Linked DNA regions of Homo sapiens: region 2 is linked to region 1. A link is a loop called in an ENCODE intact Hi-C map of the cell type or tissue named here. Cell type or tissue: Panc1. All regions are shown on one strand. Links, peaks and the distances in the headings refer to the core of each region. The heading gives the core; the rest is flanking DNA.

Region 1 (2,906 bases), core at 302-2,801:
AGGCTGGTCTTGAACTCCTGACCTCGTGATCTGCCCGCCTCGGCCTCCCAAAGTGCTGGGATTACAGGTGTGAGCTACTGCGCCAGCAAATTTTGTATTTTTAGTAGAGACGGGGTTTCTCCATGTTGGTCAGGCTGGTCTCGAACTCCCAACCTCAGGTGATCTGCCCACCTCAGCCTCCCAAAGTGCTGGAATTACAGGTGTGAGCCATCCATCAAGACCAAAAAGTAACATTGTTTAAGTTACAATACATCTACACTTAAGAAAGAAATATGAGAGTTAAGTGAGACCAAACCATACCAGAAAGAAAAACAGGCCATAAGAAATAAAGATTACAGAGAAAGAGGAAGACAAAAGGGAAGAAACAAGGACTTCACCTATGACATGATTTTATTTCAGCAGTCCCTAACCTTTTTGGCACCAGGGACTGGTTTTGTGGAAGACAGTTTTTCCAGGAAATGGTGGTAGGGGGTGGAGGAGGTCGGGGGGATGGTTTCGGGATGAAATTGTTACACCTCAGATAATTAGGCATTAGATTCCCATAAGGAGTGGACAACCTAGACCCCTTGCATACGCAGTTCACAATAGGGTTCGCACTCCTATGATAATCTAATGCCATTGCTGATCTGACAGGAGGCAGAGCTCAGGTGGTAATGCTCACTTACCCACCACTCACTTCATCCTGTGCTGCTCCATTCCTAACAAGCCACAGACGGGTACCAGTTCACGGCTCTGGGGTTGGAGACCCCGATTTATTTGGCACACAGTTTGGAAAGGAAAATGCTGTGAAATAGTAGTACACGCTTGACTGTGGAAAGATTAGGGCCACATCTGGAAGAGTCAAGCAAATTATAAACTAGGCAGTAAGTAAATACAGCAATAACATGAATAGAAATCATAATTTTACCATTAAAAAACTCTAAAATAGTTTTCATCGTTTATTTACTTTTTGAGACAGGATCTCGCTCTTTCACCCAGGCTAAAGCTCAGTGACACCATCACTGCTTACTGCAGCCTCAACCTCCCTGGCTCAAGCCATCCTCCCACTTCAGCCTCCAGAGTACCTGGAACTTCACACATGCGAAGTCCCTTCACTGTGCCTGGCTAATTTTTTTATTTTTTATACAGACAAGATCTCACTGTGTTGCCCAGGCTGGTCTCAAACTCCTGGACTCAAGTAATCTTCCTGCCTCGTCCTCCTAAAGTGCTGGGATTACAGGCAGGAACCACCACACCCAGCTTTTTTTTTTTTTTTTTAATTCTGAGACAGGGTCTCTCTCTGTCACCCAGGCTAGAGTGCAGTGATGTAATCACAGCCCACTGCAACCTCTACTTTCTGGGCAGGGCTCAAGCAATCCTCCTGCCTCAGCCTCCTGAGTACCTGGGATCATATGCACGCACCACCATGCCTGGCTAACTTTTTTATTTTTTGTAGAGATGAGGTTTTGCTGTGTTTCCCAGGTTAGAGCTCTAGGAATCCTGCAAGCAAAAAAATCCAGTAAGACCCAGGTGGTAGAAAGTATTCCTTAAAAAAATACTTTTCACTTTGGAGCAATTAATTTGTTCCCGTCATAGCCACAGTCCATGTTCTGGGTCATTGGTGGTCCTACACTGGCCCCCACTGGCAGGCTCAGAAATAATAATACTGAGATCCATGAAGCTGATGGAGCTTATGATTTAGGGCCCCTCACTTGCCTGGAGACTCTTCAAAGATCCTAGCAATGTATTCACAGTCATATGGCTTTGCAACATTTAGCAAGGAGTTAAAATTATCAGCTGGCCGAGTGCACTGGTTCTCACCTGTAATCCCAGCTATTCAAGATGCTGACTCAGGAGAATTGCTTGAGCCCAGGAGCTTGAAGCTACAGTGAGCTATGATTTTACCACTGCACTCCATCCTGGGCAAAAGAGCAAGACTTAGTCTCTAAAAAAATTTCTAAATAAAAAAATTTTAAAAAAAACCTGAGAAAACTGAAAATGAGGAAAGTGGCTCCTATAGAACAGGCTTATGAATCCTGCAACTCAAAGACTTCAGCCAAATGAAGTCTACTGTAATCCTTATTTTTCTACAAGTACCAGGGACATCCAAACTGATAGGAGCTGTAATTCTTTGTTGTTTTTTAGAGAGAGGGTCTCACTGTGTCACCCAGGCTGGAGTGCAGTGGCACAATCATAGCTAACTGCAACCTCAAACTCCTGGGCTCCAGTGATCTTCCTGCCTCATGCTCCCAAGTAGCTGGAACTAGAGGCACTCTCCATACACGTGGCTAATTTTTTAACTTTTTGTAGAGACAGGGTGTTGCTATGTTGCCCAGGCTGGTCTTGAACTCCTGGGCTCCAGCAATACTGATGGCTCACACTCCACACTGCTGGGATTACAGGTATGAACCACCATGTCTGGCCCAGGAGCTGTAATGTTAATGCAACATAAAAGTGGTATATTACAGCCGGGCGCGGCGGCTCACACCTGTAATCCCAGCACTTTGGGAGGCCGAGGCGGGCGGATCACGAGGTCAGGAGATCAAGACCATCCTGGCTAACACGGTGAAACCCCGTCTCTACTAAAAATACAAAAAATCAGCTGGGCGCGGTGGCGGGCGCCTGTAGTCCCAGCTACTCGGGAGGCTGAGGCGAGAGAATGGCGTGAACCCGGGAGGCGGAGTTTGCAATGAGCCGAGATCGCGCCACTGAACTCCAGCCTGGTCGATAGAGCAAGACTCCGTCTCAAAAAAAAAAAAAAAAGTGGTATATTACTTGTATTTGAATTTAACCCATCGTTCATTATAACATATGAAATATCTTACCTTGGCCGGGTACAGTGGCTCACGCCTGTAATCCCAGCAATTTGGGAGGCCAAGGCAGACAGATCACTTGAGGTCAGGAGTTCAAGAACAGCCTGGCCAACA
Region 2 (2,906 bases), core at 300-2,799, 120 kb before region 1:
ATGCTGGCACTACAGATGCCCGGGTGTCTGGCCCTGCCCTTGACGGACTCGAGTGCACATGGGAAGTAAACACCAGGATCAGGATAATAAGGACCTGCTGTGGGCACCATCCTCTACAGTTTGCTCCCCAGTTCACATGAGCCCTCACAATGCTGTGGGGCTGGTTTTGCAGAGGGCAGACAGGATCCCTCAGTAGCTAAAAGTACAGATTTGGGCATCCTCTAGACCTGGATTTGGATCCTGGCTCTGCCATGCATTTTCTATGTGGCTTTGAATAAACCCCTTTGCATGTCTGAGCCTCGGCTTCCTCATCTGTGAAGTGCAGCCCTTACAATGCCCACTACCAGGTGAAGGCTCTGTGACGTCATGTGGGAAGCGTCAGCCCCGGGCCTGCACACGGAGTCTCGCTGTCACCCAGGCTGGAGTGTGGTGGTGCAATCTCGGCTCACTGCAACCTCCACCCCCCAGGTTCAAGCGATTCTCCTGCCTCAGCCCCCCAGGTAGCTGAGATTATAGGTGCACGCCACCACACCAAGGCTAACTTTTGTGTTTCTTTTTTTTTTTTTTTTTTTTTCTGGAGATGGAGTTTCACTGTTGTTGCCGAGGCTGGAGTGCAATGGCGAGATCTCGGCTCACTGCAACCTTCACCCCCCGGGTTCAAGTGATTCTCTTGCCTCAGCCTCCCAAGTAGCTGGGTTTACAGGCACGCGCCACCATGCCCAGCTAATTTTGTATTTTTAGTAGAGATGGGGTTTCACCATGTTGGCCAGGCTGGTCTTGAACTCCTGACCTCAGGTGATCTGCCCGCCTCAGCCTCCCGAAGTGCTGAAATTACAGGTGTGAACCACCACCCGGCCTAACTTCTGTGTTTCTAGTAGAGACAGGGTTTCACCATGTTGGCCAGGCTGATCTCAACTCCTGACCTCAAGTGATCCGCCCGCCTTGGCCTCCCGAAGTGCTGGGATTACAGGCGTGAGCCACCATGCCAGGCCATGAAGAAGGTTTTGGAACTCGAGGCATGGCCATGACTAACAACACAGGCGCCTCCCCAGAGCACCTTCCCAGAGAATGGGACAGGTGGCTCCCACAGTTCTCAGGACTGTGTCCAGTGAGATCTTACAGTGTTGGCACCTGTGGGCTGGGCTCAGGTCACTGGCTGTGGCTCAGGGCTGTTGCTGCATCTGTAAGATTGGAATAATAACCTTGTCGTTGGGCTGCTAGAGAAAAGCTTTATATCGGGAATAATGATTATTTGCCACAACGCAGGGTGGGCAGAGAGGAACCTGGTGTGTCTGCCTCGGGGGGCCTGGGTGAATTCTGGGCTCCAGCCACAGCTGTCTCATGAAGGGCTTGGTGCAAGCCCATTCGGGGTCTGAGAGCCGATTCCCTGTTCAGGAGCCCCCTGCCCTCCTGGGCATCCTCGAAGGCGCCCCAAGGCTCCTCCAGAGAGGGCTGAGGGCTGCCTTTGCTCCTCCTTTTCAGCCAATGGTTTGTACCTGTCCTTGGCCACAAGATGTCACCCAAGGAACAGCAAAGCCGGGGCCTGGGAGGAAACTGGCCGACGGCAGACTCGCGGGGGAAGGGGTCGGGGATGGTGCGGAGAAGCCGCAGAGGCAGCGTGCTGCAGTGGCTGCAAATCTCGGGATTTCTAGCAGAACGGGGCGCTGTTGCCCTCAGAGGACGCCGATTTGTAGATGCCACCTAAAGATAATAAATTCGAAAATAATAAGTAAATAGGGACAAAAATCCCACCTTCCCAGAGTAAAATTAAACCCTGCTAGCCAGATAAAGGGCTGCAAACAGACAAGACACTTTGGTGTGATCAGGGCTGCAACCCAGGCAGGCACTGAGCTGGGCTCCAGGCATCCTCATCCCGGCCCTGTGCTTGGTGGGGTGGGAGCAGACACAGGAGAGGTGTGACCTGGTGTGGCACAGCCTCTGCCCCACCTAATTCTACCCACTGGAGATCAAGGGCTTTGGGGCACTCTGTCTTCCCAGAGGACGTGAAGAACTACCTGGCCCTGGACCACGACAGGGATAGTTCCTGTCCCAGCAGGGCCTGAATTTGGAAGGAAAAGATGGTGGAATCCCCGCCCTGAAGGGCTACTTTCTGCCTCTCATCCATCCCCATCTGCAAACATTAGGGACACCTGCCATTTGGAGGCATGCCCTCCCCTAGGAGCACAGGCTCCAGGGAGACACTGCTCTGGAGAGGGAGGGATGGGGGTGAGGCCTCACTGAGGAGGGAGGCAGGAGGGGGCACCTGGGGTTTTCCTCCAGAAGGGCCATCTGAGGCAGGAGGAAGGACTGTGGGGGAGGCAGTCAGATCTGGGCATCAGCAAAGGCTTAGAGGCCGGCAAAGGGCAGCACTTTGGGAAAGGTGATAGTTCTCAGTGGCTGGAGTGGGGCTGGCTGGAGGGGAAGGAGAAGGACCAGAGGCATGTGGCTGAAAAGGCAGGACAGAACCCAGGTAGAAAAGAGAAGATTTTAGGCAGAAGAGGAATCTGCTCAGACTTGATGAATTTTTTTGTTTGTTTGTTTTTGAGGTGGAGTTTTGCTCTTGTTGCCCGGGCTGGAGTGCAATGGCGTGATCTTGGCTCACTGCAACCTACGCCTCCCGGGTTCAAGTGATTCTCCTGCCTCAGCCTCTCGAGTAGCTGGGATTATAGGCATTCACCAACACGCCCAGCTAATTTTGTATTTTTAGTAGATACGGGGTTTCTCCATGTTGGTCAGGCTGGTCTCGAATTCCTGACCTCAGGTGATCCACCCACCTCGGCTTCCCAAATTTCTGGGATTACAGGTGTGAGCTACCGTGCCTGGCCAGACTTGATGAATTCTAAGGGCACCTAGGAGAAGGGGTGAGAGGGAGGCAGGGAGACTAGGAGTCAGTCGTGATTGTGGAG

What was found. A loop is a pair of places that touch in the nucleus more often than their neighbours do. Peaks named below come from ENCODE experiments on the same cell type or tissue, not always from the same donor. Only the 100,000 strongest peaks of a DNase experiment are listed, where the experiment ranks them.
Region 2: it touches region 1 in a loop (4-fold over the local background); 48 of 110 quality-filtered maps call a loop at or near these places.

What each region holds. Positions count from the first base shown.
Region 1 is chr9:125,254,889-125,257,794 of GRCh38, reverse strand. HSPA5-DT (HSPA5 divergent transcript) reads right to left here. Exons shown (of 3, transcript NR_186826.1): 3 at 724-831. Among named protein-coding and RNA genes, the nearest start is that of GAPVD1, 5.5 kb to the left of the region's middle. In Panc1, for the core only: a CTCF peak has its summit at 1,421; no DNase peak of the experiment used is centred there.
Region 2 is chr9:125,373,509-125,376,414 of GRCh38, reverse strand. No RefSeq gene overlaps it. Among named protein-coding and RNA genes, the nearest start is that of GAPVD1, 110 kb to the right of the region's middle. In Panc1, for the core only: a CTCF peak has its summit at 1,514 (motif pointing right); a DNase peak (open chromatin) is centred at 1,494; H3K4me3 peaks cover 474 bases; H3K27ac peaks cover 313 bases.